Regions from separate parts of the Homo sapiens genome. Here region 1 is linked to region 2. A link is a loop called in an ENCODE intact Hi-C map of the cell type or tissue named here. Cell type or tissue: PC-9. All regions are shown on one strand.

The links. Hi-C counts contacts between places; a loop is a spot of excess contacts. Peaks named below come from ENCODE experiments on the same cell type or tissue, not always from the same donor. Only the 100,000 strongest peaks of a DNase experiment are listed, where the experiment ranks them.
Region 1: a loop joins it to region 2, with 10 times the contacts of the local background. A loop is called at or near these places in 1 of 110 quality-filtered maps.

What each region holds. Positions count from the first base shown.
Region 1 is chr6:105,777,686-105,782,685 of GRCh38, reverse strand. No RefSeq gene overlaps it. Among named protein-coding and RNA genes, the nearest start is that of LINC02836, 150 kb to the right of the region's middle. RefSeq lists a silencer at 1,986-2,186. In PC-9, no CTCF peak of the experiment used is centred here; a DNase peak (open chromatin) is centred at 2,225; H3K27ac peaks cover 2,397 bases.
Region 2 is chr6:106,117,372-106,122,371 of GRCh38, reverse strand. No RefSeq gene overlaps it. Among named protein-coding and RNA genes, the nearest start is that of PRDM1, 34 kb to the right of the region's middle. In PC-9, no CTCF peak of the experiment used is centred here; a DNase peak (open chromatin) is centred at 2,661; H3K4me3 peaks cover 888 bases; H3K27ac peaks cover 2,531 bases.

The sequences.
Region 1 (5,000 bases), 340 kb after region 2:
TATCAAAATCTGAGAGAGAAGGAAAGTGGTGAGTTTTTCATCCTTCTAAGCAGATGAAAACATAGCAAAGAAATCACAGCAAAGAAAACCATTTTGCAGAGTTCAATATCTCGATCTATAAGTAGTTGGAAGGTCTCAATGGCTGGCGCTTAAAAGGAGAATGAAATGAACATTTCTGTATTCCTATGGCTTTGTTTCACAAAATGCATCCAGTATTCTGGATTGGAAATGAGGTGGCAAGTAAAGCAGCACGTACTATCTTCTATTGTAATTGAATTTTATACCATATCTGCGGATGAGAAAGTATTGGAAAGGAGGAGATCATCATAAGATTTAAAATTCAAGCTCATGAGCTAAAAATGTTTTCACCCAGGTTTTGATTTGTTTTGTTTTGTTTTAATTTTGTAACATCAAGGGATTTTCTTTTTACCTATCAAATAGCAAATACTTCCTGTCTGGGTCCTTTCAACTTTGCAACTGCACTTAACCTTTTGTAGTCAGACTCAAAAGTCCCTTAACCAAGGGAAAGTCAACCTAACCACACCCCAGAACAGGAAAAATAAAAGACATATTATTGTGTGAGACACTTTCTTTGAGGCAACGTGTCTGTTGCGATCAATTATTTCATTTATTCATCATGAGCTGGAGACAGTCATGGACCTTGTTTACAGGAAGTTCTTTAGAAATGAGCTTTCCTAGCTTAACTGAACTTACAGCAAATCGTGTCACTCAGAACTCCACCTGTATTATTTTCTTTCATTTTTACCTGACCAGGTAAAGGGGGATAGGGTGGGGACCCTCTGAAAACCACATGCTTTTCTCAAGAATTTCTGCCGGTCCAAAAACAGATGGCAGAAATGGCATAAACATGCCTTTGGATTGTAGGCAATGTCTTGTGTCTTCTGCACACTCTGTGGCTACTTCTAGTGTAGTGTTGACCCTGTGTGATCTGTTCACCTGTCAGGCTTCTCACTAGATCTTGAGCCCCTTGAAACCTGGGTCCAGGTCTTATTCACCTTTTATACCCTCGGTGTCTAGCATGTTGTTAGAGCTTACTAAATTATAATAGTATTACTTTTTTATGCCCCATCCCATTCTGCCAGAGAACTTAAGAGATTCATACACATCCTTGTTGAATTAACAAATGTTCTTGAATCACATGTACTTTGATACCGAGAAGGCAAAAATCAGTCTAGGCACACCTTGATGAAACGGCAGAGATGACTCACCTCCCAACTGGGGGCGGGAGTGGGTGGGGAGAGAGCATTTGTGGAGTCATAGGATGATGGAGGCCTCTCCGGCAGGAGGCTTTACCGAGATTCCCTGTTATCCCTGTTTGTGTAATTCCCCCTCTGACTTTACATGAACCCAGACAGTTGTCTGGCATCGTCCGTGTCTGTTACACAACCAAAATGTGTTTTCTTGTAAGCTTTTCATTTCCCTTAGCAAACAGGTTTTGGCTTCCATACCTTAAAAAATAAAAATTAGGAGAAGCCTTATGGAAGAGCTATATGCATATATATAGTAAAAATATCGTTACTAAGGACCGGCATGGGGAGCCCCACCATGAAGATGAGGAAATGGGAGCCCAGAGGTAGTCGTCCTGGCTTAGGTCAGCCAGGGTCCCAGCCCCTGAGAGAGAATTGGATGTACCACGTCTGCTTGATCGGCTTGGCCCACTATACCTCATTGTTCTTTGGAGAACTCTTTCCTATTGAACTGAAGATGTGGGATCCCTAGCCAGAAGGAACAGTTCGCTGTGAATCAATTTATCCCATCACTTCGGCCCACAGGGAGAATGCTGGGTGGGATGCCACAGTTCCATGATGGAGCCTCAGCGTCTTCTGCAACAAAGGATGAATTTCAGAGTGACCACAGGAAAACAATACTGCTTTTGTTGTGGAAAATGTCCTCTAATTTTCCTCCTGGTTGTGGTTGCTGCAAAGGCTGTTTGTTCATGCAAGTGTTTATAGCATGCCTTTGCACTTTGTCAGGGGAAACTGGCCTTCCATCCTGCCATCTTGCAACACGACTTCTGAGTGTATTTCACTGATCCTAATAATAGACACTGTGGCAACCACCTGTACTTAAGGTCATTGTCTCATGGGTTTCACTCTAATGCTCTACTTCCTGGTGTCATAGTCAAGCTCTGAATGGGCACACCCCTTCCCAACTACATGAAAATATGTCATTAAGAAAACAAACAAAACAACTGGCTTCTCCATGAAAACCTCATGACTGACACTCCGTGAAGTATAGTGTTGATAAACCTGTTGTTCGTCCTCCCTAAGCGTGAGCTTGGTAGATGTCCACTACCTTAATCACCAGGCAATCTGAAGGAAAGTATTTTCTGTTATCGTTAAGCTTATTCATGAAACGTGGAGTGCGTTTATGCTTACATCACGCCAACTGGATTCAGTCGCAAGGACTGTAATTCAGACAATCCAGTCCTACAGGTCATCGGGACATATTTCTTTCAGGCACGATACCTATTTACACATTTGATACCTGACTTGTAACACACACTATATTCTTGAATAATAGAAACAAAGATGAGGAAAGCCCCAAGCGATACAGCACCGAGAACACTCTGGGCTTCTTGGGTTTGGTCACTATATTCCTTTCCCTTTTATTAGCTTCACCGTCCAAGTTGCTTAATCTCTTTTGGTTTGGTTGGTTCATCTATAGACTGGGGGTTGATAGTAGCATATTACCTACAGCCCACTTGACTGATGATATTTTATCACTGATGATATTTTAAGACTCCTTAAGGTCTCGTTCTTCCCTGCAGGTTTTTTTTAATTGATTCAAATGAAGGGCCCTTTCACTGCCACTGAGATTAAGTACAGTTGAATATAATCGGCCTCCACCTTTATTACCCCCACCTCCCTGCCAGTCCTGCTCCTGTTCAGGAATAAGTCAGGTGGCATTGGATGGTAATATATCATCAATTAAGCATCATCAGGTGAGCTCTCATGTCAAGATTCTTGGGTTCGAAATTTTATCCAATGATCTAAGTTAGATGGGCATAACCAATTCAGAGTGATCTTATCATGATCCAAATTATTTGTGCAGGTTCTTGGAAGTAGCAAGCATCCCTCTTTGTGCTGGGTTCCAACATATAGGAGCAGAAACCTTCAAACCATATTGTCCTTCCTCCTTATGCCTGCTTAGGGTTAAATAATTGTCTGATTGTAAGTTGTTTTCAGCACAGCTGGGCAAGTGGTTTTAAGAGATTTTAGAGATGAAACTTTGAAAACAATAACAACCAAAAGAAATGACTGTCGGGGATATATTTTATGATCATCTGCAAATAGTTACCACATAGAACGTGTCGTTAATAAACTGAATTACCCAACAGTCTTCCTTGCTGGATGTGCTCTGTTTCCTGCATGTGCGTCTGTTTTTATCACAGCTTGGCATCATTTTTAAAACATCTGGGCCCTGACAAAGGGGATTTGAGTACAAAAGAATTCTACGTAAAGTAAAACAACAACTTTCTCTCCTCTTTAATGTTCCCCTCCCCCATCTTGTTAGCTCCCCAAACTGTGGAAGGAGAGGCTTAAATCCAGACCCCCACATTCTGTGATTCCTACCCTAGAAAGTGCCCCCACCCCCCACACACACCTCTTTGGCTTAGCTGTGTTCTTTCTGTCTACTGAAGTTAGGTTTGGGTCTCACTTCCTTTACCTTTGAGTTTTTCCAAACTTTGATCACAACCCAGTCCACACAAACACACACACATTCACACAGTGTAATGTATTTAACAAATACTTACAGTATGTTCCGGGCACTGTTTTAAGCCCCTTAAAAATATTAACCCACTAAACCCTCATAACCCTACGTGGGAGAACCTATTATCCCCACTTCATAGATGAAGACACTGAGTAGCAAAGGTTTAAGTACATTCCCCAAGGTCAGTGCTAGTAAAAGTAGCATCATTTTGAACCCAGATATGGATTGTACTCTGGTCTGGTCTATTCTAGTCTAGTCTAGTCTAGTCTAGTCTATGACTCTGTTCTATTTTTTTTGAGACGGAGTCTTGCTCTGTCGCCCAGGCTGGAGTGCAGTGGCGTGATCTCGGCTCACTGCAAGCTCCGCCTCCCGGGTTCACGCCATTCTCCTGCCTCAGCCTCCTGAGTAGCTGGGACTACAGGCTCCCGCCACCACGCCCGGCTAAGTTTTTGTATTTTTAGTAGAGACAGGGTCTCACCGTGTGAGCCAGGATGGTCTCGATCTCCTGACCTCGTGATCCGCCTGCCTCGGCCTCCCAAAATGCTGGGATTACAGGCGTGAGCCACCGCACCCGGCCGAGTCTGTTCTATTTCTTTACATAAATGTTGATCTGGGTACACTAAGTTCCTTCAGTGTCATGAAAAACAGAAACGTATCACTTTATCTTTGCCATCATTGCAGTCTGATAGCACAGAATAAGTTGTATCACTAATTTGGCCTTTGTCAATGCTGTGATTATTTATCTTTGTGGATATTTAACACAGTGACTCTGGTAAAGACTGTATGGCTTGAACGTTGGTTAATATATTGGTGTCAATTGTTAAATGACTGTCTTTTGCGGGCTTCAGGGTCAGATCACACCCTTGTGGATGAGGGTAATGGTTATCATGAGTAGTGGGGGAGACCAGACCTTAATATTGGGGCAGAGGATAAAGCCTCGGAGAAAAAGGTCCTTATTTGGGACAGAGCTGTGATTTCTTCCTTTTTTGAGCTGGAGATGTGTTTGATCTGGACTTCACAGCTTAAAGAAGCCAGGGGTGGGTTCTGTGGTGGAAGGAGCTTTCTCTGGCTTACGTGATGGTCATTTGGGAGTGAAACAAGAAATCAGACAGTGAGAGACCAGGGGATGGATCTGGGTTTTGAATCAGCTAAATAGGCCTGGGCCTCCATGCCTGGGAAGTCCTCTCTCTCAAGACCCTAGTAGGGATACATTCTTGCAATAGAGACCCCAGGATATTCTTTAACGTAGTCCTTAATGAGTGTCC
Region 2 (5,000 bases):
AATGTTTCAACAATATTTTTAATGTTCATACAGCTTTATTAAAATGAGCAATAAGCTTTACATTCCTTGGTTTGTAGAAATGGACTCAAGAGGTCATTTGGGTTAACTGCTACATTTAACAGATGTGGAAACACGCAGGGAGGTTACATGTCTTGCTAAAGTCACCCAGGCAGCCAAACCAGGATTAAACTCAGGTCTCTTGATCACCTGTCCCACCAGTATCCCCCAGAGTATCTTGCTTGTTCCATTTCATGACACTGATGCTCCCCTTACCCGCCTCCCCAGTATTGCTATGGTTCTGGGAATGCACTCTTTTGATATAAAATAATGGCTAGCCTGAAATGGTTTTGTGCATCCTCATGAGATGCTAGGATGGTTGAATGCAAAGCCTAAGACATCTCAGCAGAGAGTGTTTTATACAATGTTAAAAAAAAAAAAAACTTAGAGTTTTTTTGGTTTGTGATCTCATCCAGAAACTCATGTTTCTGAAGATGTACCTGAAAATGATACTGTAGTTCTATTGCAAGGAACAGACAATCTACTCCTAAACTCTCATTGATTGGTTGAATGATATTTTTTTGAGACAGAGTCATGCTCTGTTACCCAGGCTGGAGTGCAGTGGTGTGATCTCAGCTCATTGCAACCTCTGTCTCTGGGGTTCAGGTGATTCTCCTGCCTCCGTCTCTTGAGTAGCTGGGACTACGGGTGTGCACCACCATGCCCAGCTAATTTTTGTATTTTTAGTAGAGACGGGGTTTTGTCATGTTGGCCAGGCAGGTCTCGAACTCCTGACCTCAAGTGATCTGCCCACCTCAGCCTCCCAAAGTGTTGGGATTATAGGCGTGAGCCACTGTGCCCAGCCCTCACTGATTTATAATAACTCGTATTTTCATTGTGGGGCATAGTCATGTTCAACAATGATTTTTGTTGTTGAAACTCCGTTCTGGCAATGCTCTTGGGGGCTAGTACAAATATAATAAGTAGAATGTGAGTTTTCTATTAGATATCGGAACTCAAATATTGTCAGTATACACTGCTGTTACTTAAATAACCTTATTAAACCAAAGGTGAATATATGTGAAGGATCCCCAAACACTCATCAAATTAAATGCTACAAAATAAAGGCTGGGTATTAGTATTTCTAATTCAGTGATCCATCTTAGCAGATATTAATAGAACCAATTTATTTAAAAGAGACCAATAACATTAATCAGATTGTACATTGCTCTCTCCTTCATGAAGCAAGTATTTCTTTGAGGTCAAGGTCCTGGTCATATTTGGACCTGGCCTTCAGGCCCAGCTTGGCCCATGTTTGAAGTATAATAGGCAGGTAATAAATGTTCATAGAATGAATGAATGAATCAGTAAAAATGCAGGACTTACCTTTCATGAATACAATGGAAAACCTACAACTTGAGAACAAAAAATGTTAAAAATCTCAGGATTCATGTATTGACTCAACCTATTTGATGAAAGGGATTTAAAAGTAAGAGGGACAGTAGGAAGGATTTTGTAAGCACTTTTTTCTTGTAAGGAATGGGTCAAAAGAACACAAGACTATGGGAATTACGTTTCGTGAATCCTCCACAAACCTACCTTCATAGCTAGTACATAATAAGCTGTAGGTTGCAGAATAGGTTTAAAACCATATTTCTCTTTAAATATCTGTGTATTTTATGGCCTAAGGCTGCTCTGCTGAGGTGGAGTGAGTATTGACCACAGCATATGAAGGTCACAGTCCTCATCACAGTTCCTACGTGTGTGATGTCAAGCAAGTTCCTTAAAGATGTTAACTGTGGATTATTTTGTATGAGCACTGGGTTAAGGTTTTTTCCTGCATTATCTAATTTATTTGACCTCGCAGGGCCTCAGTTTTCTTGTATACGAAATGGAAATAATAAAGTTATCTCGGAGGGTATTTGTGAGGATAAAATGAGACAGTGACCAACAGACCATAGTAACTTATACAGCATAAATCAAATGAGAAGCATTATTTTCATAATTATTGCTGTATTACAGAAATAGCAAAAGCAGTATTTAATGTTCATTTTAACTTTCTGTTTCTTCTACTGGAACAATGAATTTTCAATGAACACTATAGAGAAAAAATAGACATGACTCACGAATCACATGTTCTTTGGAACCTCAATCTCTTGCGCTCTTCATTTATCTCATGAAGGAAATGAACCAAAGAAGGAAAAGTCAAGACAAGGGTGAGAGAAGACAAAAATTGCTTTAAGAAGAGCCCAGCTAATTTCCAGAAAGCTGCTTATTTGCAAATAGTATGGTCAAATTGTTCTATGTGTTTTAAAGGGCCTGTAAGATGACTGGAGTGTGATTTGTAGTCTATTCCTGTATTTTATCTCCCTAGCATTTCTATTCTCTTAGGAGTTTCAGAGTAAGAAGTACATTGTAAAAGCCTGGAAGCTTTGTTTTGGGCGGGACTATGATCTATTGAAAAGCAAACCAACTTCATTCTAGGCCTTGAAGCTTGACAGTGTCATTTACAGAGTGACACAGTCACGCTATAAATGACCAGAGACATTCCAGAGTTCATGACTGTTGTTTAACAACAACACTTCAAGGGTGGCTGCAGGCACGAGGCACAACACGCCCGCCCTAGTGCGGTGAATGTGGGGGAACCACTCCCCACTGGAATGTGGCATTGCTCAAAGGCAGCTGGGCCTTCCTCTCTATCCCCACCGACCTGGACAGACTGGAGGGACGACTCTATTTTCAGGGAATGACAAATTGATTGTGCTGATTGGGTGAGAGTACTTACCTGCCTCCTGCTCTGCTTCCAAGGACAACCTGCGGGGAAGGTTTGTTTTCAAGTGACTTGTATAAGGAAGCATTGCAGAGCAATGAGAACCCAAACACCTTGCTACCAAAGAGGACTTCAGCCAAGCCTTGACTAGACAATTCAGGTTGAGGAGCCTTCTATTCCCCATGTTCCTAAAGCCAACAAGTTACTGGAGGGGACATTCCATTCCACTGACAGAAAGAAGGAGACAAGATGGCAGCTCTAAATTACATGTGCAATAGCCCAGGAGGCTTGTAAACATTTAAGGAGTTGATTGTTATTTTCATTCCTGACTGGTTTGGTGGTGCAAATAACAACTCCATAAATTGCTGAAGCCCAGCCAGAGTGCTGAGGACATGCATTTGTGATCATGACCCATAGTGAGTGATGAATATTCATGGCAGAGTGAATCTGAACTGCTCCTGAAGCAGGTCAGCTGGTGTGTGAACTCAAAACAGGTCTTGGTATGGAAATCAAGTTTGTAGACTTAACCGAAGAAAAGTACTCATGGTTAACAGCACGATCAAGAAATGTCACTACCCAGGAGCTGAGGGGGAGGGGAGCAGGGAGCTGTTGTTCCATGGGTATACAGTTTCAGTTTTGCAAGATGAAAAAGCTCTAGAGATCTGTTGCACAATGTGCCTATAGCTAATACTACCATACACTATCTGCACAGTGATTCCGATGGTAAATGTAGGTTCTATCTTTTATCACAATAAAAAAGAGAATAGAATGTCTCTATAGCATCTACTCTAAAAGAGCTCAAACCGAATATATAGCTGTGTTCCTATTCCCTACTTCTGCTTCCAATCCACCTCCAGGTAATTTCTGTGCCAGGAAGGCAGGTAAAAGCTATTCTCAGGCCACACAGAGGTCACTGTGGCCACTCTTTGGGCTTTCCAGAAACTCGGAGCTCTTGAAGTAAATTGTTTTCTTTTGTTTAATGATCTGTTCCAAGCTTGTCCAACTTGTGACCCGCAGGCCACATGCAGCCCAGGATGGCTTTGAAGGTGCCCAACACAAATTCGTAAACTTTCTTAAAACATTATGATTTTTTTTTTTTGAGACAGAGTCTTGCTCTGTTGCCCAGGCTAGTGTGCAGTGGTGTGATCTCGGCTCACTGCAGACTCTGCCACCCGGGTTCAAGCGATTGTTCTGCCTCAGCCTCCCAAGTAGCTGCGATTACAGGCGCCTGCCACTGCGCCCGGCTAATTTTTGTATTTTTTAGTAGAGATGGGGTTTCACCATCTTGGCCAGGCTGGTCTTGAACTCCTGACATCATGATCCACCCACCTTGGCCCCCCAAAGTGCTGGGATTATAGGCATGAGCCACCACGCCCAGCCAACTTTATGAGATTTTTTTGCGACTATTTTTTAAGCGCGTCAGCTGTCGTTAGTGTTGGTGTATTTTATGTGTGGCCCAGGACAATTCTCCTCCTTCCCTTGTGGCCCAGGGTAGCCAAAAGATTGGAGACCCCTAGCTATTCCCTCAGCAACCCAACATAACCAGGGACATAGTGAATAACCAAAAAGATATACTTTGCCACTCTGAGGATTGGAAAGTCTAGCCGGGGTGGGTATATTGCCTGGGCCAGAAAGGCAAGCTTGATGACCTCTCCTCTCTTCTTCCCTCTCCACCCGGACCCCCTGCTGGCTCCCAACACCTTCTACCCCCATAGGCACCATCCAAAGGGACTTTCCCTCTCTAACCACCAGGGTCTCCAGTGGTGAGCAAAGATGATGACAAAAGACATGATGTGGTTTCTGCTAAGTTAGAAGCACAAGAAGAACTTTCAAACGGCCCTTAGAAGGGAGAAAAACCCAAGTGCGGAAGGAAGTCTGTCAACCTTCAGCTACAGACTTTACCCTGCCTTTTTTTTTTTTTAATCTTGCAGACGTACATGACTCTCTTTAGGAGAAGCCCGCCACGTGCCCAGTGGCCCTCAGCAGAACTCACAGAGAGAAGGGGTTGAAAGTCCCTACTAGCAAAGTTCATTTCCAGCCCATCACCTTGAAATGCTCACGTCTCCGATGTGAACAAGATTCAGATCTGAATTTAAGGGACGCTTCTCTCATTTCTAAGTTATATAGTTAGTTTTAGAAGATTCCTGTCTTCCTTCCTTTTCTTTCTTTTCAGCCAATCCTTTTAAGAGCACATAATTCTTCAGGCTATAGATGAGCTATAATATATTATGTT